2 separate regions of the Homo sapiens genome follow, and region 1 is linked to region 2. A link is a loop called in an ENCODE intact Hi-C map of the cell type or tissue named here. Cell type or tissue: B cell. All regions are shown on one strand. Links, peaks and the distances in the headings refer to the core of each region. The heading gives the core; the rest is flanking DNA. Region 1 has its middle 59 kb from the start of SPRY2. Region 2 has its middle 110 kb from the start of SPRY2.

The links. Hi-C counts contacts between places; a loop is a spot of excess contacts. Peaks named below come from ENCODE experiments on the same cell type or tissue, not always from the same donor. Only the 100,000 strongest peaks of a DNase experiment are listed, where the experiment ranks them.
Region 1: a loop joins it to region 2, with 5 times the contacts of the local background. A loop is called at or near these places in 2 of 110 quality-filtered maps.

Annotation. Positions count from the first base shown.
Region 1 is chr13:80,393,906-80,405,471 of GRCh38, forward strand. No RefSeq gene overlaps it. Among named protein-coding and RNA genes, the nearest start is that of SPRY2, 59 kb to the left of the region's middle. In B cell, for the core only: no CTCF peak of the experiment used is centred there; DNase peaks (open chromatin) are centred at 5,696, 6,096 and 6,396; H3K4me3 peaks cover 691 bases; H3K27ac peaks cover 1,562 bases.
Region 2 is chr13:80,449,874-80,461,439 of GRCh38, forward strand. No RefSeq gene overlaps it. Among named protein-coding and RNA genes, the nearest start is that of SPRY2, 110 kb to the left of the region's middle. RefSeq lists enhancers at 1,437-1,606, 6,612-6,781. In B cell, for the core only: no CTCF peak of the experiment used is centred there; a DNase peak (open chromatin) is centred at 4,598; H3K4me3 peaks cover 417 bases; H3K27ac peaks cover 744 bases.

The sequences.
Region 1 (11,566 bases), core at 2,156-10,155, 55 kb before region 2:
TGGGAGGGGAAAGAGATAAATTGAGGAAAGAATTATTAAGGCAAAAAGCAACTAAGACTTGATAATTTGGAAAATTTTCAGTCTATCCAGATTGCAAAAGATGCCAAAATGAAAAGATTCACTGTCAGAAAAGAGTGCTCTTGAGAGCAATCCAAGAGAGTGAGTGGACAACTTTTTGCAAGTGCCTCAGAAGTATTGCAAGATTAAAGTATTCAGTCACACAGAAGTCTCTTTGAAAAGATTAGTCAAGTGACATATGGATTCTAATACATACATAGGAGAACCACAAAGTTTTTAAGAATGATATATCAGCAGAAACTCTGTAAGCTTTTACTGAAAGGGACAGAGGGAAGAGGAAATAAAAGAATGCTGTTGTAATTCCAAAATTTTACAGGTAGGAAACAGGCTGATAAAGTTATTCAGCTGCAAGCACATACTACCATTTATGAAAAAAAAGAAGCGTTCAGAGGATGGAGGCTTGAGACCCAAAAAGATAACCTTGAAGTCTAATAGAGTTTGCTCAGTTGGATTTCAAATTTGCTTGGGGTTGCTGACCCCTTTATTTCTTCTGCTTTTTTTTTTTTTTTCTCCAATTGGAATAGAAATGCCCATAACTATTATCCCATGCCTGTTTCAAGTATTTTGACTTTAGCACAGTGAAACAGATCTCAGAATTCTGATCTCCAGGAATATAAGATAAATTTGTGTTTTTTTAAGTCTATAAATTTTTGGTAATTTGTTGCAAAAGCAATAGAAAGTTTATACAAATATTGTTGTATTCAATCCTACACTTTGTTTTTCAGTGTTATGGGTACACAGATGGAGGAGAATTATGCTTTAGGATGGAACATACCTAAAGCGTGATTTATACCTAATTTATATGACTTAGATGATGAGATTTGGGATATCTGAGCTGATGATATTATTTACTTATTGTTTTTTATTGATACATAGTGTTTGTACATATGTAAGCAATACATGTGATATTTTGATGCATGCATGGAATGTGCAATCATCAAATCATGGTATTTAGGGTATCTATTACTTTGAATATGTATCATTTTGTTTGTGTTGGGAATATTTCAAATCTTTTCTAGCTATTTTGAAATATACAATATACTGTTGTGTATCATATATTGTATAGTTACTCTACTATGCTATTGAACACTAGAACTTATTCTTTCTATCTAACTGTACCTCTATATCTGCTAACCAACCTTTCTTCATGCCCTCCCATCCCATACCATTCTCAGCCTCTGGTAACTATCATTCTATTCTCTACCTCCTTGAACTGATAATATTTAGATGAGACTTTGGTCTTGAACTGATGTTTTAATAGGTGGAGACACTTGGGGAGGCTGGGATGCATTAAATGCATTTTGCATGTAGGGTGAATGTGAATCTTTGGTAGCCAGAAGGCAGACTGATAGGTTGAAAAATGGCCCCCCGAAATATCCACTTCCTCATCTCCAGAACCTGCAAATGTTATACGGCAAAAGGTACTTTGCAAAAGTGATTATGCTAAGGATCTTGAGATGACACTAGGGAGGATATCCAGATGAACAACAAAAGTAACCACAAGTGCCTTTATAAGAAAAGAGCAGAAGGAGATTTGGTTACACAGAGAAGAGGGTGATGTGATTATGGAAGCAGAGTATTGGAGTGATGCACTTTGAAGATGGAGGAAGATGCCACAAGTTAAAGAATATTGGCAGCCACTAGAAGCTAAAAAAAGATAGGTGAATGGATTCTCTCCTTAGAATCTTCAAGAAAAATTAACTCTGTGAATATTTTGAATTTAGCACAGTGAAACAGATCTCAGAATTCTTACCTCCAGGAATATAAGATAAATTTGTGTTTTTTAAGTCTATAATTCTTTGGTAATTTGTTGCAAAAGCAATAGAAAGTTTGTACAAATATTGTTGTATTAAATCGTCTAAAATTTTGATTGGAATTTGTGCTTCTGTGTTCATTAAAGATATTAGTCTATAGTTGTTTTTCTCATATATTTATTTTATTTTATTTTTTTAAAATTATAACAATGGGCCGGGCGTGGTGGCTCATGCCTGTAATCCCAGCACTTTGGGAGGCTGAGGCAGGTGGATCACGAGGTCAAGAGATTGAGACCATCCTGGCTAACACGGTGAAACCCGTCTCTACTAAAAATACAAAAAATTAGCCAGGCATGGTGGCAGGCGCCTGTAGTCCCAGCTACTCAGGAGGCTGAGGCAGGAGAATGGTGTGAACCCGGGAGGCGGAACTTGCAGTGAGCCGAGATTGTGCCACTGCACTCCAGCCTGGGTGACAGAGCGAGACTCCGTCTCAAAAAAAAAAAAAAATTATAACAATGTATTATTTCATCAGTTTCAAGGGTATAATGCCAGAGATTTTTTCCACTTTATTAATTTTATTTTACTGTGGCAAGAACACTTAACGTAACATATACCCTTTTAAGAAATTTCAAAGTGTAAAATGCAGTAGTGTTGACTATAGAAGCATACCTTGGTGATGCCGCAGGTTTGATTCTACACCATCTCAAAAACATTAATATCACAATAAAATATCATACTAATTTTTTGGTTTCTGGTGCAAATAAAAGTATGTTTACATTATACTGTAGTCTATTGTGTGCAATAGTCTTATGCCTAAAAATGCACATACCTTAACTTAAAAATACTTTATTGCTAAACAAATGTTAAATATCATCTGAGTAAGGTGTAATCTTTGTGCTTGTGGAGGGTCTTGCCTCAATGTTGATGACTGCTGACTGATCAGAGTGGTGATGTTGAAGGTTGGGGTGGCTGTGGAAATTTCTTAAAATAAGACAACAATAAGGTTTGCCACATCAATTCACTCTTCCTTTCATGGAAGAATTCTCTGAAGCAAAGCTATGTGATAGTGTTTTACTCACAGTAGAACTTCTTTCAAAACTGGAGTCAGTCCTCTCAAACCCTGACACTGCTTTATCAGCTAAGTTTATGAAATAGTCTAAATCCTTTGTTGTTATTTCAACAATGTGCACAGTATGTTCATGAGAAGTAGATTCCATCTCAAAAAACCAATTTCTAGGTCAGGCGCAGTGTAATCCCAGTGCTTTGAGTAGCTGAGGTGGGAGAATTGCTTCAGGCCAGGAGTTTGAGATTAGCATAGGCAACATAGTGAGACTCCTGTCTCTACCGAGAAGAATAATAAGAAAAAGGAGAACAAGAAGAAAGAAGGAGAAGGCGAAGGAGAAGGAGAAGGAGAAATCACTTTCTTTGAAGATTGCAGCAATTCTATCACACCTTCAGGCTGTACTTCTAATTCTAGTTCTCTTGCTACTTCCACCACATTTGCAGTTACTTCCTCCACTAAAGTCATGAGCCTCTCAAAGTCATCCATGAGGATTGGGATCAATTTATTTCAAACTTCTGTTAATGCTGATATTTGGACCTCCTCCCATGAATCATCAATGTTCTTGATGGCATCTAGAATGGTGAATCCTTTCTATAAGGGTTTCAATTTACTTTGCCCAAATCTATCGGAAGAATCACTATCTATGGCAGCTATGGCCTTACAAAATGTATCTCTTAAATAATAATATTTGAGAGTCAAAATGACTTTTTGATCCATGGGCTGCAGAATGGATGTTTGTTGGAGACTGAAAGAATGAGGGTCATGACCAACCCAGTATACCACTGGAGGCTACATGAGTAAACAGCAAACTGTTCTCATGAAAGCAGGTTGTTGGCAAACTTGGCAAACTACGTCTGCCACCCAGAAGGAATGCTGAGGGCAGTCACACCTCAAGCACAAGTGTTTCCTGTGATTAGGCATAGCTGAAGCCTGTTGGCAATAATGTGAACCTGTGATCAATTAAGCAGCTGACCAATTGTTACCTCCTCCTCCCTGCTCTTTCTACCCAATAAATACAAAGGGCTGTAGAAGCTCAGGGAGGCCGCCTTTGCTCACTAGAAGCAGGGATCCCTCTTCTTCCCCTGGCCCCTTTCTTTAAAACAGTTTCTTTTAAGTTTTCATTTCTGTGTTCGTCCTCCTTCATTCAGTCCCATGGTAACTGTGGCAAACCATGGCAAACTGCAGCAAGTGGCACCCAAACAGAGACCGTGGGGACAGATAGAGATTAGTAGAGACTAGCAGAGACTTGCAGGGACAGATAGGGACAAACAGGGACAGATAGGGTCCTATAGGGACATGAACGAAGAAGGTCTGCTGGAGCAGAAGTAGTAAACCCAGATGAACCAGAAACCCCATTACAAGTCTGCCAGCTGCAATATAAGGTCACTGCTCTAAAGAGGTACTGGTCAGTGCCCTAAAGAGGTATAGAGAATGGGAAGTTTTTGAATCAGGGTAACATGGGGAAGAACTTGGCTATTTCTTTTCTCTTTTTTGTTTGGAGTTTGGTTTGTACTGTCTTTGTCATTATTTCAGGGTTTGAGAGAATTTTTTGATCCACCTACAGCACCTATTGAGGGTAGTGAACAGGAGAGGGAGGATGAAAATTGGTTTGTACTGTCTTCTTTTGTGGCTACAGAAAGCCTAACTTTAACTTTTGAGAGTGCAAACATGGATTGTAAACATGCACTGGCACCTGTGAGATGTACAAAAATCTTGGGAGGTTTTCTCAGAGCTTGTCAAGATGTGGGAACTGAGCTTCATTACTCTACAATATTGGCTCAATAATGACTAATTTGATAGTTGACAGATCTAAAAGGAGCCAAGGGTCAAGCCTTAAAGTGGGAAAATGTTATAAGTGTAGAAAAATTGGACATTTTAAAAAAAGAATGCCGTCAGACCTCTGGGCAGAAGGGATCTTATAACACAGTCCCCTCCTAACAGAAAAAAAAGCCAGGATTTTGCCCTTGTTGCAATAAAGGAAATCACTGGGCTAATCAATGCCACTCAAAATTTCATCAAAATGGCACCCCCCTGTAGGGAAACAAGAAGGGGGCCTGGACCGGGGCACCTCAAACAATGAGGGCACTCCTCCTCCAGGCCACAACTCCGTTTCAGGGGTGAGTTTCTGGAGGCACGTCGATTCCCTCTCCCCGGGAACACCTGGAAGCGCGGGATTAGATCTCCCAGTCAGAGAACGGGTTACGTTAATTGGAGGAAACAAACTCACTAAGATTCCCACTGGTATTTGGGGACCTTTGCCAATAGGATACATGGGATTAATTTTGGGTAAAAGTCATCTTAACTTACTGGGCATTACTGTAGTCCCAGGAGTTGATTTTGATTGGGAAGGAGAAATTCAGGTGGTGGTGGTGGTGTCACAAGATCTTTGGGTTTTTGAACCAGGGAGAATATATTGCTCAACTGTTGCTTATTCCCTGTAAATTGCACCCTTCTCCACAAAAGGAGAAAGGAGAGAATCAAGGGATTTGGAAGTACAACTACACAGGAAATTTATCTATCACAACCCATAGCATCTAGTAGACCCACTTGTGCAGTGCAAATTGAAGAAGAGTTTTGTGGGCTTATGGATGCAGAAGCAAGAGGCTGATCTCTCATGGTAATAGATCGTGAGGATTTTTTTTTTTTTTTTTTTTTTTTTGCTATAGTGTTGCACGAGAAAAATAAGCTTTGATTTGTTTTCTTTGTTTTCTCTGTGCCTTCTGTTAATCAGAAAGAGCCTGCCTCTCATTATCAATGGAAAGTTTTACCGCGTGGTTAACCAAAGAGGAAGAAGCTGAATTGCAGCTTGTGGAGCAGATGCATCAGCAACAGCATGCCCCCAGCTACAGCCTCAAAAGCCTTTGCCTTTTTTCAATTAATTTGCTAATGTGGGGATGAGGGTACGCTTGTGTTTTTGCAGGAGATGAACAAACTCTATGGGTGCCCTTAAGGTGTGTACGACCATGGAATAGGAGACTGGAGGGACCCATGCAACCCAACTGTGGGCCTGGTTCCCCCAGTACGAGCTGAATGCAAAGACAGAACGAACCAGCAATTGAAGCCTGCACATTTTGCAATTACCTTTCTCAATTAATTTAAAAACACAAAGGGAGAGATGTTGGAGACCGCAAGAATGAGCGTTGTGACCAACTCAGTATACCACTGGAGGCTATGTGAGTAAAGAGCAAACTGTTCTTACAGGTTGTTGGCAAACTGACAAACGGTGTCTGCCACCCACAAGGAATGCTGAGGGCAGTCACGCCCCAAGCACAAGTGTTGCTTGTGATTAGGCACATCTGAAGCCTGTTAGCAATAATGTGAACCTGTGATCAATTAAGCAGCTGACCAATCGTTACCTCCTCCTCCCTGCTCTTTCTACTCAATAAATAAAAGGGCTGTAGAAGCTCAGGGTGGCTGCCTTTGCTCACTAGAAGCAGGGATCCCTCTTCTTCCCCTAGCCCCTTTCTTTAAACTGTTTCTTTTAAGTTTTCATTTCTGCATTTGTCTGCCTTCATTCAGTCCCGTGGTAACCATGGCAAACCGCAGTAGATGTTGTGTTAGCAGGTATGAAAATAACATTAATCTCCTTGTACATATTCATCAGAGTTCTTGGGGGACCAGATACACTGTTGATGAGCCATAATATTTTGAAAAGAATCTTTTTTTTTTTTTTTTTTTTTGAGCAGTAAGTGTCAATATTTGGCTTACACTATTCATTAAACCATGCTGTGAACACGTGTTCTGTCATCCAGGCTTTGTTATCTCATTTATAGAGCATAGGTAGAATAGATTCAGCTTAGTTCTAAAGGGCTGTAGGATTTTCAGAATGGTAAACAAGCATTGGCTTCAGTTTAGTCACCAGCTGCATTAGTCCCTAGCAAGAGAATCAGCCTGTGCTTTGAAACTTTGAAGCCAGACATTGACTTCCCCTCTCTAGTGATATAAATCCTAGATGGCATCATCTTCCACTATAAGGCTGTTTCATCTACATATAAATTCTCTTTTTTAATGTAGCCACCTTCATCAATTATCTTAGCTACATCTTCTGGATAACTTGCTGTAGCTCCTACATCAACGTTTGCTGCTCCACCTAGCACTTTTATGTTATGGAGATGGCTTCTTTTACTTTAACCTCACGAACCAACCTCTGCTAGCTTCCAGCTTTTCTTCTGCAGCGTTCTCACACCTCTCACTTTTATGAAATTGAAGTAAGTTAGGGCCTTGCTCTGGATTAGGCTTTGGCATAAGAGAATGTTGTGGCTGGTTTGATCTTCCATTCAGATCACTAAAGCTTTCTTCATATCAACGATATGGCTGTTTCACTTTCTTATCATTCATGTGTTTACTGGAGTAGTATTTTTAGTTTCCTTCAATAACTTTTCCTTTGCACTCACAACTTGACTAAGTGGTTGTTGCAAAGGTTTAGTTTTTGGCCTATTCCTGCTTTTGACATACTTTCCGCAATAAGCTTAACTACTAGTAGCTTTTAACTTTAAAAAAGAGATGTGAAACTTTTTTTCACTTGAACACTTAAAGGTCATTGCCAGCTTATTAATTGGCTTAATTTTAATATTACTGTTTCTTAGGGAGTAAGGAGGCTAGTCAGCACAGCAGTCAGAGCTCACATCACATTTATGGTAAGTTTGCTGTCTTTTCTTCTTTAATTTTTCAAAAATTTTTTAAAATTTAAATTTTTAAACTTTTATTTTAGGTTTAGTTTACATGTGAAGGTTTGTTACATAGGTGAACTCATGTCACAGGGGTTTGTTGTACAGATTATTTCATCACCCGGGTATTATGCCCAGCACCCAATAGTTATCTTTTCCATTCTTCTCCCTCCTCCCACCCTCCACCCTCAAGTAGACCCCAATGTCTGTTGTTCCCTTCTTTGTGTTCATGAGTTCTCATCATTTAGCTCCCACTTATAAGTGAGAACATGTGGTATTTGATTTTCTGCTCCTTTATTAGTTTGCTAAGGATAATAGCTTCCAGCTCCATTCATGTTTGTGCAAAAGACATGATCTCGTCCTTTCCTGTGGCTGCATAGTATTCTGTGGTGTATATGTATCACATTTTGTTTATCCAATCTGCCATTGATGGGCATTTAGGTTGATTCCATGTCTTTGCTGTTGTGAATAGTGCTGCAATGAACATACACATGCAAGTGTCTTTATGGTAGAATGATTTATATTCCTCTGGGTATATACCCTGTAATGGGATTGCTGGGTTGAATGGTAGTTCTGCTTTTAGTTTTTTGAGGAATCACCATACTGCTTTCCACAATGGTTGAACTAATTTACGCTCCCATCAACAGTGTATAAGTGTTCTCTTTTCTTTGCCATCTCACCAGCATCTGCTATTTTTTTTTTTTTTTTACTTTTTAATAGCCATTCTGACTGGTGTGAGATGGTATCTTGTTGTGGTTTTGATTTGCACTTCTCTAATAATCAGTGATATTGAGCTTTTTTTTCATATGCTTGTCAGCTGCATGTATGTCTTTTGAAAAGTGTCTGTTCATGTTCTTGACCCACTTTTTAATGGGGTTGTTTTTCTCTTGTAAATTTGTTTACATTCATTACAGGTGCTGGGTATTAGACCTTTGTCAGATGCATAGTTTGCAAAAATTTTCTCCCATTCTGTGGGTTGCTATTTACTCTGTTGATAATTTCTTTTGCTGTGAAGAAGCTCCTAAGTTTAATTAGATCCCATTTGTCAATTTTTGCTTTTGTTGCTATTGCTTTTGGTGGCTTTGTCATGATTGCCTAGATTGTCTTCCAGGGTTTTTGTACATTTGGGTTTTACATTTAAGTCCTTCATCTATATTTGAGTTTATTTTTCTATATAGTGTAAGGTGGGGTCCAGCTTCAAACTTCTGCATATGGCTAGCCCGTTATCCCAGCACCATTGGTTAAATAGGGAGTCTTTTCCTTATTGCTTCTTTTTGTCAACTTTGTTGAAGATCAAATGGTTGTAGGCATGTGGCTTTATTTCTGGGCTCTCTATTCTGTTCCATTGGTCTATGTGCCTGTTTTTGTAACAACAATATGCTGTTCTGGTTACTATAGTCCTGTAGTTTAGTTGGAAGTCAAGCAATGTGGTGCCTCCCACTTTGTTCATTTTGCATAGGATTGCCTTGGCTATCTGGGCTCTTTTTTGTTCCATATGAATTTATAGTAGTTTTTTCTAGTTCTGTGAAGAATGTCATTGGTAATTTGATAGGAATAGCATTGAAAATATGTACATTACTTAGGGCAGGATGGCCGTTTTAATGATATTGATTTTTTCCTATCCATGAGCACGGGATGATTTTTCCTTTGTTTCTTCTCTGATTTCTTTCAGGAGTGTTTAATTCTCATTATAGAGTTCTTTTACCTCCCTGGTTAGCTGTAGTCCTAGGTATTTTATTCTTTTTGTGGCAATTGTGAATGGGATTGTTCTCCTGATTTGCATCTTGGCTTAGCTACAGTAGGAATGCCAGTGATTTTTGTACATTAATTTTGTGTCCTGAAACTTTGCTGAAGTTGTTTACCAGCTAGCTGAAGGAGCTTTTGGGCCAAGAGTATGGGGTTTTCTAGATATAGAATCATGTCGTCTGCAAACAGAGATAGTTTGACTTCCTCTCCCTGTTTGGATGCCTTTTCTTTTTGTTGCATGATGGCTCTGGCTAGGATTTCTAATACTATGCTAAATAGAAGTAGTAAGAGAGGGCATCCTTTTCTTGTGTCGGTTTTCAAGGAAAATGTTTCTAGCCTTTGCCCGCTCAGTATAAAGTTGGCTGTGAGTTTGTTACAGATGGCTGTTCATATTTTAATGTATATTCCTTCAGTACTTAGTTTGTTGAGAATTTTTAACATAAAGGGTGTTCAATTTTATTGAAAGCCTTTTCTGTGTCATTTGAGATAATCATATGATTTTTGTCTTTAGTTTTGCTTATGTGATGAATCACATGTATTGATTTGCATATGTCGAACCAATCTCGAATCCCAGGGATGAAGTCTACTTGATCATGGTGGATTAACTTTTTGATGTGCTGCTGGATTTGGGTTGCAAGTATTTTTTTGAGGATTTTTGCATTGATGTTCACCAAAGATATTGGCCTAAAGTTTTCTTTTTTTGTTGTGTCTCTGCCAGGTTTCAGTACTAGGATGATGCTGGGCTCATAGAATGAGTTGGGGAGGAGTCCCTTCTCAATTATTCAGAATAGTTTTAGTAGGAATGATACCATATCTTTGTGCATCCAGTAGAATTTGGCTATGAATTTATCAGGTCCTAGGCTTTCTTTTTTGGTTGGTAGGCTATTTATTACTAATTCCATTTTGGAGCTCGTTATTGGTCTGTTTAGGGAATCAATTTCTTCCTGGTTCAGTCTTGAGAGGGTGTATGTGTCTAGGAATTTATCCATCCCTTCTAGGGTTTCTAGTTTATGTGCATAGAGGTGTTTGTAGTAGTTTCTGATGGTTATTTTTATTTCTGTGGGGTCAGTGGTAACATTCCCTTTATCATTTCTAATTGTGTTTATTTGAATCTTCTCTTTTCTTTATTAATCTAGTTAGTGGCCTATCTTATTAATTTTTCCAAAAAACCAACTGATGGATTTGTTGATCTTTCAAATGGTTTTTAGCATCCCAATTTCCTTCAGTTCAGCTCTGATTTTGGTTATTTCTTGTCTTCTGCTAGCTTTGGGGTTGATTTGCTCTTGCTTCTTGAATTCTTTCAGTTTCAATGTTAGGTTGTTAATTTGAGGTCTTTCTAACTTTTTGATGTGGGTATTTAGTGCTATGAATTTCCCTCTTAACACTGCCTTAGCTGTGTCCCAGAGAGTCTGGTATGTTGTATCTTTGTTCTCATTCATTTCAAATAACTTCTTGAATTCTGCCTTAATTTCATCATTTACCTAAAAGTCATTCAGGAGCATGTTGTTTAATTTCCATGTAATTTCATGGTTTTGAGCAATTTTCATAGTCTCCTGACTTACATTTTTATTGTGCTGTGGTCTGAGCCATGCATTTGATATGATTTTGGTTATTTTACATTTGTTGAGAATTGTTTTATGTACAATTATGTGGTTGGTTTTAGAGCATGTGGCAATGAGAAGAATGTATATTCTGTTGTTTTGAGGTGGGGAATTCTGTAGAGGTCTATCAGATCCATTTGATCTAATGTTGAGTTCAAATCCTGAATATCTTTGTTCATTTTCTGCCTTGATGATCTGTGTAATACTGTTAGTGGAGTGTTGAGGTCTCCCACTATTATTGTGTGGTAGTCTATGTCTCTTTGTAGGTCTCTAAGAACTTGCTTTATGAATCTAGGCGCTCCTGTGTTTCATGCATAGATACTTAGGACAGTTAGGTCTTCCTATTGAATCCATAATCATTATGTAATGTCTTTGTGTGTTGACCTTTGCTGGTTTAAAGTCTGTTTTGTCTGAAATTAGGATTGCAACCCCTGCTTATTTTCTGTTTTCCATTTGCTTGATAGATTTTCTTCCATTCCTTTGAGCCTATGGGTGTCATTACGTGTTATATGGGCCTCTTGAAGACAGCATACCATTGAGTCTTGCTTTTGTATTTTTATTTTTTTGAGATGGAGTTTTGCTCTTGTTGCCCAGGCTGGAGTGCAGTGGTGCAATCTCGGCTCACTGCAACATCCACCTCCCGGGTTCAAGCAATTC
Region 2 (11,566 bases), core at 1,307-9,306:
CATGAGACCTTAAGGAAGCCTGCCCCACTGCTGACTCTAGGGAATAGTTTTTATTAGAGAAGCAGAAAATTTTATCAGACCATTCCTAAAGCTTACTCTACTTGTGGATCATTTTGTTTTAAAAAGTCAATACCTTCTTGTTTTTTAAGCAATTCAAGTTGGATTTTATATTTGTCACATAAAAGATAAACATATATACTGCTCAACTTTTTCTGAAAAAAGAAAACCTCCCTCAACTTTTATCTCCTAGCTAGCATTTTATTATTTTTCTCTTCATAACTACAGTTGTTGAAATGTATTGTTTGCTTATCTCTGTAATTTCTCTTCTCCCATTTACTTGATAACACACTGCTTTCTGCTTTCTATCCTTGTCACAGTACAGAAACAGCTATTGACAAGGATATGAATGGCTTGATAATAGTCAAATCAGTGGATGTATTTCTATTCTTAACTTATCCAATCTCCACTGGTTTCAGTTTACATAAACTTCCTGTCTTTTCTTTCTTGGTCGTCTAAAAGACCCTGTCTCATTGCTTTTTAAATAACTGCCTTGGTTCTTTTTCTGTTTATATCAGAATATCTGAAACTAGGTAATTTATAAAGAAAATAAATATATTTATTACAGTTATAGAGGCTGAGAGGTCCAAGGTTGAGGGGCCACATCTGATGAGAGCCTTCTTGCTGGTGGGGACTCTGTGGTCCTGAGGTGGTACATAAAACCACAGGGTGAGGAAGCTGAGTGGGCTGATATGGTAGGTCATGTCTCTTTTCTTCCTTTTGTAAAACCACCAGTTCCTTTCCATATTAATCCATTAACTATTAAACCATTAATCTATAAATAGATTAGTCAATTTCTGAAGGCAGAGCCTTCATGATCCAGTCACTTCTTAAAGGCCTCACCTCTCAATATTGCCAAATCAAGGGATTACGTTTTAATGTGAGTTTTGGAGGGAACATTCAAACCATAGTCATAACTTCAAACAGCTTCTGCTCAATCTCTGTTTTCTTTTCTTCTGCCTATCAACTACATTGTGTTTTCCAGAGTTTCACTGATGCTACATCTTTTTACCCTTGATTTTAAGTGAGCCAAATCTTACTACACATCCTTATATAAATTATAAACACTTTCTAGGCTTATGGCAAGCCCCAGGACTCCTCCAATTTTCCAGTCTGATTGTTTCTAACCTGAACTCTTGGCTCTGTGACTTGAAACTTTTAAAATCTCTGATACTCTGCACTTGGTATCTTACGTGTATTTTTAGAATGGCATGTATTCTTAAATGCACTGTAAGAACTTGGTATTCTTACATTTGAATCTCAGTATAGTCCTATTAATTTAAGCTTGGCTTATCACTTCCTTTCTCAATTTTTTTCTGTTGCACTGGCTAGGAATTCTCTGTCCTATCTCAGGACTATAGAACACAACCACTTCTTTATTTTTTCTCAACCTGAAGACAAGGGAAATAGTTGAATGTACATTTATTTTCCTTCTTACCACCTGTTCTTCACCAACTAGAAGTGGTGTTTTTGAAGCAAAAGTAAAGTCTGAGGAGGCCTTTGGAAACCAAAAGAAAAATAGAAGAATGGCTTCATAACTCGAAGGCAATTTTTAATGTCAACACTGTCCATCCATGTTTAACCAGCAATATTTCATTGATACAAGGCAATGAAGATAAAAAATATCAAAAGACCAGGGAGTAACTAGGTTATAGATCAAGTTGGGTGACTAGAGACACTCAGCAGTTTACTCCTCCACAAAGAAATACCAAAATAACAGATAACCACATGTCAAATAGTGTCTAGAGGAACACACTGGAATTAAGCAAAGTAGTGACAAAGACACCCAGAGGCACAGAGACTTGAGATAGCAGCATAGAAAAAAAAGCGAAGTACCCAGCCAAGATCAACTTGGAGCTAAGATGGACCTCCCCACTACAGGGGAAAGGTAAGCAAAGAACATTCCACATTCCCACCACAGATGCCTTCTGCCCTAGCAATAGGAGAGCCCCACGGACCTTGCAGGCCATGAGCCAAGTATAGGAGTTGTCTGGAGTCCACATGACTGCCTTAGTCAAGAGAGGGAATTTACAGTGTTACCCTCCACCCTCTGGGACCCAGGCCACCAGAGCATTTTGTCTTTTTGAGAGTTGGGTGATCAACAGAGTGCATCCTGCTCTGGGACCCAATAGCTCCTAATTGCCACATCCCTGGGGCCCTACCAACATCCTGTCACATTCATCTAGAGGCTGCAACATTGCAACACCAGCTGGACCCAACTGTGCAGCCATCATCCTGGTACCTGAACCCGTGTGGTATCCTGTACCCTGGGGAACAGGTGGTCCAATAATGTAGGGAGGCTGCCCCCAGGACCAAGGGAACTGACATGCATTGCTGTCTAGAACCTGAGAGCAATTTGCCTGGGGCCCACCACCACCAAAAGTAACACTACCCATACCCACAGTGGAGCCGGCATCCTTCTGGGGCCTAAAAACCAGCTTGCTTGAGACTTGCTGCCTCCTTAGCAGCCCTGCCCTCTTCAGTGGCAGAGCACCTCTGTGCTCACATGCACCTCAGAGGCCTGAGGACCAGCTAGCCTGTGGCTTGCCACCACTATCACCACAGGTAACCCTACTCCCTCCAGTGGTAGAGCAGCTATATACCCACATGTGCCCCTCAGGGGTATGAGGAGCAACCTATTTGGGGATTGCTGCTGCCAGCAACCTCATCATTTTCAGAAGTGGAGCAGCCACACACCCACATGTGTTCCCCATGGGTCATGGAACTGGCCTGCCCAGGGCCTACCATTGTCACTGGTGGCCCCACCTTCTCTAGTGGCAGAGCAGCTGTGTACCTGTGCATGTTCCCCAGGGACTTGAGGACCAGCCTGCCCAGGATCCATTACTGCTACCAACAATCGTGCTTTCTCCAGCAGTGGAGTCACCTGGCACACAAATATACCACCGCAGTGGCCTGAGGATTGGTTTACCTGGGGCTTGCCTCTGTCACTGCCAGTGACTCTGCTCCTTCCAGAATACACATTCTTCTTATCACCATAAACATTCTCCAGGATAGACCACATGTTAGGCCACAAAACTAGTCTCAACAACTTTTAAAAAATCAAAACTATATCAAGTACCTATTCTATGTATTCAGACCACAGTGGAATAAAACTAGAAACCAATGACAAGAGGAACACTGAAAACTGTGTAAATCTATGGAAATTAAACAACATGCTTCTGAATGACAAGCCAATGAAAATAAGAAAATAAAAAGTCTTGAAACAAAGGAAAATAGCAACACAACATCCCCAAACCTAGGGAATATGGCAAAAGTGGTGTTAAGAGGGAAGTGTATAGCAATAAACACCTACATCATAAATGTAGAAAGATTTCAAATAGCCAACCTAATGATGTACCTCAAGAAGAAAAGAACAAACCAAACCCCAATTACTAGAAGGAAAGAAATAAAGATCAGAGCAGAACTAACCAAAACAAACTAAAAACATAAAAAGATGAGCAAAATGAAAAGAAAAAACAATATCCCAACAAACCATTAGCTAAACTAAGAATAAAAAAGAATACCCAAATAAAATCAGAAATAATAAAGGAGGTATTACAGCTGATACCACAGAAATAGAAAGGATCATGAGAATCTATTATGAACAACTATACACTGAAAAATTGGAAAACCTAGAGTAAATGAATAAATTTCGGGACACATACAACCTACCAAGATTGAGTCACAAAGAAATAGAAAACCTGAACAACCAATAACAAGTAATATGATTGAACCAGTAATAGAAGTTCTTTCAACAAAGAAAAGCTCAGCACTGGATAGCTTCCTTGATGAATACTACCAAACTCATTAAAAAGTATTAACAATAATTCTTAAACTATTCCAAAACATTGAAGAGGAAGAAATTCTTCCTAGCTCATTCTATCAGGCCAGCATTACTCTGATACCAAAAGCATAAAACAACAAAAACCAGCAACAACAAAAGAAACCGTAAAGCCAAGCCAGTATCACTGATAAACACGGATGCAAAAATCCTCAACAAAATACTCCCACACCAAATCCAATAGCACATCAAAAAGATTATATATCACAATCAAGTGGGAGTTTTACTAGGAATGCAAGGATGTTTTGACATGTGCAAATCAATAAATAAGATGCATCACATCAACAGAATAAAGGACAAAAACCATATGATCACCTCAATAGATGCAGAAAAACATTTCAGAAAAGCATTTCATAAAATTCAACATCCCTTCATGATGAAAACTCTTAAAAATTATACAGAAAGAACATACCTTAACACAAAAAGGCAAAATATAACAAGACCACACCATATTGAACAAAGAAAAGCTGAAAACTTGTCTTCCAAGAACTGGAATGAGACAAAGATGGCCACTTTCACCACTCTTATTTCACATAGTACTGGAAATCCTAGCCAGAGCAATTAGGCAACAGAAAGAAATAAAGGACATTCAAATTGAAAAAAGAGGAAGTCAAATTGTTCCTTTTTTCAGATGATGTAATGTTATATATAGAAAAGCCTAAAAACTTCATCAAAATACGGTTAGAGAAATGGAAATCCAAACCACAAACCACAATGACATACCATCTCACACTAGTCAGGATGGCTGTTTTTAAAAAGTCAAAAGATAACAGGTGCTGGCAAGGCTGTGGAGCAAAAGGAACACTTTTATACACTGTTGGTGGGAGTGTAAATTAGTTCACCCATTGTGGAAGACAGTGTGGCAATACTTCAAAGACCTAAAGACAGACCATTTGACCCAGCAATCCTATTAGTAGGTATGTAACTGAAGGAATGTAAATTGTTCTATTATGAAGACACATGAACACGTATGTTCACTGCAGCACTATTTACAATAGCAAAGACATGGAATCAACCTAAATACCCATCAATGATAGACTGGATAAAGAAAATGTGTACATATGCAACATGGATTACTATGCAGCCAGAAAAAGATTATGTCCTTTGCAGGGACATGAATGGAGCTGGAGGCCATTATCCTTAGAAAACTAATGTGGGAACAGAAAACCAAATACTGCATGTTCTCACTTATAAGTGGGAGCTAAATAATGAGAACACACCAATGCATAGAGGGGAACAACACACACTGGGGCCATTGAAGTGTGGAGGGTGGGAGGAGAGAGACGGTCAGGAAAAAGAACTAATGGATACTAGGTTTAATACCTGGGTTATGAAATTACAACAAACCTCCATGACACATGTTTACCTATGTAACAAAACTGCACATCCTGCACATGTACCCCTGAACTTAAAAAGAACAACACATTATAAAACTGGAAAAAAAAAAAAACAACCCTCTTAGAAATGGCAAACAAATTCAGCAAAGTTGCAGGTCACAAAATCAACATACAAAAATCAGTAGTGTTTTGGCTGGGCACGGTGGCTTACACTTGTAATCCCAGTACTTTGGGAGGCCGAGGCGGGTGGATCACCTGAGGTCAGGAGTTTGAGACCAGCCTGGCCAACATGGCGAAACCTCGTCTCTACTAAAAATACAAAAATTAGCCCAGCACAGCAGCAGGTGCCTGTAAATCCCAGCTACTTGGGAGGCGGAGGCAGGAGAATCGCTTGAACCCGGGAGGCAGAGACTGCAGTGAGCTGGGATGGTGCCAATGCACTCCAGCCTGGGTTACAGAGCCACATTCCATCTCAAAAAAAAAAAATCAGTATTTCTGTACAGTAACAATGAGCTAGATTTAAAAAATCCATCTCATTTACGATAGCTACCAGAAAAATAGATAACTTGGAATAAATTTCACCAAGGAAGTAGAAGACTTCTACAAAAAATACTACTAAATACTGATACAAGAAATCTAAGACAACACAAAAATTGGAAAGACATTTTATGTTTATGGATTATAAGAATTAATATTGTTAAAATAACCATTCTATTTAAAGGATCTACAGATTCAGTGCAATTTCTATCAATATATCAAAGACATTTTTCACGGAAATAGAAAAAGTCCTAAAATTCACATGAAACCAGAAAATACCCTGGATAGCTAAAGCAATCCCAAGCAGAAAGAGCAAAGCTAGAGGCATCACACTACCTGACTTCAAAATATACTTACAAAGCTATAGAAATCAAAATAGCATGGTAGTAGCATAAGAACAGACACATAGACCAATGAAACAGAATAGAGAGCTCAGAAACAAATCTGGTATTTACAGCCAACTGATCTTTGACAAAAGAACCAAGAACATTTATGGGGGAAAGCACAGCCTCTTCAATAAATGCTGCTAGGAAAACTGGATATTCATACACATAAGAATGAAACTTGACCTCTGTCTGTCACCACATACAAAAATGAACTCAATATGGATGAAAGACTTAAATGTAAGACCTGAAACTATAAAACTATTAGAAGAGCTGAGCACAGAGGCTCATGCTTGTCATCCCAGCACTTTGAAAGGCCAAGGTGGGAAGACTGTTTGAGGCCAAGAGATTGAGACCAACCTGGTCAACATAGCAAGACCCCATCTCTACAATTTTTTTTTTTTTAATTAGCTGGGTGTGGTGGTGCACATTTGTAGTCATAGCTATTCAGGAGGCTGAGGTGGGAGGATTGCTTGAGTCTAGGAATTCAAGACTACAGTGAGCTATGTTTACACCACTGTACTTCAGCCTGGGTGACAGAGTGAGATCCCATCTCAACCCCCTTCCCCACCCCCCGCAAAGAAAACTACTGGAAGAAAACATAGAAGAAATTCTTCACGACCTTATTCTGAGTAAAGATTTAGCTGGGCATGGTGACTCACACCTGTAATACCAGCACTTTGGGAGGCCGAGGTGGGCAGATCACCTGAGGTCAGGAGTTTGAGACCAGCCTGGCCAACATGGTGAAACCCCGTCTCTATTAAAAATACAAAAATTAGCCAGGCGTGGTGGCAGGCGCCTGTAATCCCAGCTACTCAGGAGGCTGAGGCAGGAGAATCACTTGAACCTGGGAGGTTTCAGTGAGTGGAGATCATGCCATTGCACTTCAGCCTGGGGGACAAGAGCGAGACTTTGTCGCAAAAAAAAAAAAAAAAAAAAATATGAGTAAGACCAAAAGCACAGGCAACAAAAACAAAAGTAGCCAAAGACAAATAAGACTGTTTTAAACTAAAAAGCTTCTTAACAAAGGAAAAAACAGTGAAGATACAATGCGTAAAATGGGAGGAAATATTTGCAATCTATATATCTGATAACATCCAGAATATACAAGGGGCTTAAACAGCTCTACAACAATAATAAGAATAATCCTATTTAAAAATGGGCAAAGGATCTGAATAGACATTTTTCAAAAGAAGAGATACAAATGGCCAGCAGGTATATGAAGAAATGCTCAACATTACTAATCACCAGAGAAATGAAAATCAAACCACAATGAGATATCATCTCACCCCAGTTAGAGTGGCTATTATCAAAAAGACAAAAACATGAAAAATGCTGTTGAAGATGTAGAAAAAAAGAGGACTCTCATACATTGTTGGTTGGAATGTAAATTAGTACAGCCATTATGGAAAACAGTATGTTGTTTCCTCAAAAAACTGAAAATAGAAGTACAATATGATCCAGCAACCCCACTACTGGGTATTTATCCAAAAGATAGAAAATCAGCTTATTGAAGAGCTATCTGCACCCCCATGTTATTGCTGCACTTTCATAGTAGCCAAGATATGGAGTCAACCTAAGTGCCTATCAACAGGTGAATAGATGGAAGAAAATGTGATATATATATATATATATATATATGCACACACACACACACAAAGACATTGGAATATTATTCAGCCATAAAAAAAGAAAGGAATTCTATCATTTGTGACAACATGGATGAGCCTGGAGGACATTATGTTAAGTCAGGCAAGAGAGAGAAATACTCTCAGGCATGTTCTCATTCATAGGTAGATGTTAACAAAGTTGAACTGATAGAAGTAGAGAGTGGAATTGTGGCTATTTGAGGCTGGGAAGGGAGGGAGAGAGGATACAGAGAGGTTGATTAGTGGATAGAAAATCACAATTGATAGGAGAAATAAGTTGTAGTGTTATATAGCACTGTCAGGTGAGTAAAGCTAGAATAATTTAGTGGGTAGTTTTAAATATCTGGAACAGAGGATTTTTAATTTTCCCAACATACACAAAGAAACAATTTGAAATGATATGCTAATTATGCTAAAATTGGATCATAACACATTGTATACTTTGTCAAAGGTTTACTTCATACCCCACAAATATGTACAATTATTACATGTCAATTACAAATAAAATTAAGAAAAAAAAAAAAACCTGAGGAGTAACTGGTAAATCTCTTGTGGGTCAAGCAGATCCTAACTGAATGGCTAAAGCAGGGCTCTGCTTCTTTGGAACCCATAAACTCAGGGTTGTCCCAGGGAGAAAGTAGAGAAACTCTGTACTTAGAGATCTATATGGAAGTATTAGTGATAGGCAAGTCTCTTCATATTTTAGATATTGCCTAAAATGCAGAGGGATTTGCTATTCTTCAAACCTGGAAGACAGAGGTCTCCCGAAAAGAATGTGGGACTTAGATCTTTGATTAGAAACATAAGCAGATAATAATTATTTGAAATTGTTGCTCACAAAAAAGCTTCCAAAGACAAGAAATGATTTTTAAGTAGCACTACATGTCCAAGGAAATTATGTGGAGCAATTGAATTCAAACCATCTCCTCAAGAAAAAACTGTGGTCCAGAATGATGTGATTTATTTTCTAGGCCTCTCTTCCTAAGCTCATCTCTTAAATTACGGTATTTTTCAGATGTGTATCCTCGACCCACTGTTCTCATGCTGTGAACCCTTCCAGAGTGATCTCATTTCCTTTCATGATTTCAGTTCCTGATGACTTAAATTCTCTATCTTTATCCTTGACATTTCCCACAGATTCATCCATCTGTCTCCCATAGCATTATCTTAAAATCTCAGACTCAGCTTTTATAAAATAGTAATTAGTCCCACCACCACATCTCCTTCACCCCTGCCATCTGCCCAACTTCTTCATTATTATTATTTTCCTATCTTTATTGTGTTTAGAACTACTGACAACCACTTTACCCAGGCAAAAACCATCAACTGAGACTTTCTTCTCTTTATCCCAATATCCAATACATTTTTGTGAATTTTAACTCCTGACTATTTTTCAATCCTGCTTTCCTTTTTCTATCATGCTGCCCTTGTTTTAATTCAGGTCACTATTCTCTTTATTCTAAATTACTATAACTTCTTAACTGGTCTATGTCAATCAGAATTTGCATTGTAAGCAATAGAACATGATTTTGGTTAGCTCAAGCAGAAGAGAATGTTTCACCAGGTTTGGGAATACTTATAGAATCAACAAGATAGTTGGACAGCGAGACTCATAAGCTGTGACAGAACCAATGAAGTCTGGTTAGCTGGGGCCACAGCCATTGTGATTCATCAGAACCATCTGCTTAGGACACCACCACTAGCACCGGCACTGCTGAAAAATATCCCATTCCCACCTGTGGCTCTGCTGACACTTCACCCTCTGGACGGTGTTATTGGTGAGTGAAACAGCTAAATGTTCTTTCACCTTATTTACTACTCCAGATTCAAAGTCCTGAGTACTTGTATCAAATTGTCTGAACCTAAATTGTATGCTCATGCCTTAGGTACTAGAGGATGGGGAAGGAAAAAAATCTGTTCTCTTTCAATTACTTTGATGGAAAGTACAGCCTGCCTTCTCCAAGCTCTGCACAACAGGCCATTTTCTTTTAAGTTGGAAATACTGAAAAATTGGGCAATTAAAACAATAATAATAAAATGAAATGTCCAATAGGTGGTCTTTTCTTTCAGTCATTTTCCCTCTAATCATTTTTCTGCATAGAAACCAAGAAGAAATAAGGCAGAAGTAATTATCAGGAAGCTGCTGCAGAGACCCAGGCAAGAAATGATGTTCTCCTAAAGTAGAGTTGTGACAGAAGAGTCTGGAGAAATGGGCAGATCTGAGAGGGATCTAGGAACTAGAATTAATAGTGATTCAATCTATAGACGTGTGACCTGACAGGTACAGGGATATGAAGATTGGGGTTGACTTTTCTTCCTCAAGCAATTAAGAAATGAGAGACTCTTAGTTTTATATGTATGTAATTTCTGGGCTTGTGAAGGTGTTAGGTAAGTAGGTGGCTATATGATTTGGTGCTCAGAGGACAGAGCATTACTGGAGATGTGTCTATGTGAGACACTAACATACAGTTGATCATTAAAGTGGTAGGAGATGTTGAGATCACCCAGGGAAGGTACACAAAGTAATAATACCCAACTCCAATGAAGCTCAAACATAAAGGTTCAGTCCCCTCTCATGCCTCCTTGTGGCAGACATTCAGAGACATTTGGACCATGTCAGACGTCAATTCTTAAAGGATTAGCACTTGGTTTATTGCTCCTCTCGTGAACGTGAATCTTACCAAATTCTTGGTATCTTCAGTATGCTTCTGTTGAGTGTATTTCCATTACTCTGGTCACTCAAATTCTGAACCTCCTCATTTCCAAAGATCTTATTCTTCACTCCAGCTCAGCCACCCACTTTCCATGGCCAGATCCGAGACTACTGTTTTTTAATCACATTTTAGCAGATCATGAATCAATGAAGTTGTCACAAACAGCATTTCTTCTCAATGAAATGTAATAGAAAATATCGTCATGCTTAACATATGCTTAGATATAAGCTGGGTTATGTATTGATCGTATCTGATTGTACACAAGATTTATAACTGTTCACATTTGGAAAAGGCCAACTGAAAGCAAGATGGCAAGTTTGGATGGTATTATTTTGAATTTCTTAGTGAATTAAAAAAACACAATCTTCAGAAATGAGACAAGGACAAAAATGATGTCTTTGGGCAAAGGGGAATGAAGTTCAGTTCTCAGATATTATTTCTACTGCTCTCTCTTCTTCCTGCATGATTAGTTTTTCTTTTCTTTTCTTTTCTTTTCTTTTTTTTTTTTTTTCGAGTTTCACTCTTGTTGCCCAGGCTGGAGTGCAATGGCGTGATCTTGACTCATCACAATCTCCACCTCCTGGGTTCAAGCGATTCTCCTGCCTCAGCCTCCTGAGTAGCTGGGATTACAGGCATGTGCCACCATGCCTGGCTAATTTTGTATTTTTAGCAGAGATGGAGTTTCTTCGTGTTGGTCAGGCTGGTCTTGAACTCCTGACATCAGGCGATCTGCCTCAGCCTCCCAAAGTGTTGGGATTACAGGCGTGAGCCACTGCACCTGGCCTAGTTTTTCTTATCTACAAGATTATTCTCATCTACATACAAGATAGTATAATATCATCTGTCTGAAAAAGGAAATGCCCAAGTTACTCCACATCCTATTTCAATTTGCTTCATTTCTTTCTTTCTTTTTTTTTTTTTTTTTTTTCCTTCTGGGGCTCAGAAAACAGTATTTCAAAAGGAAGACCTCAGCAGCAGCCTCAGAGGCAAGTTTTTCTCGGACCTCCTTCTGCCTTCCTGTCTCTCAGTCCCATTCTCCCTGGAGGCT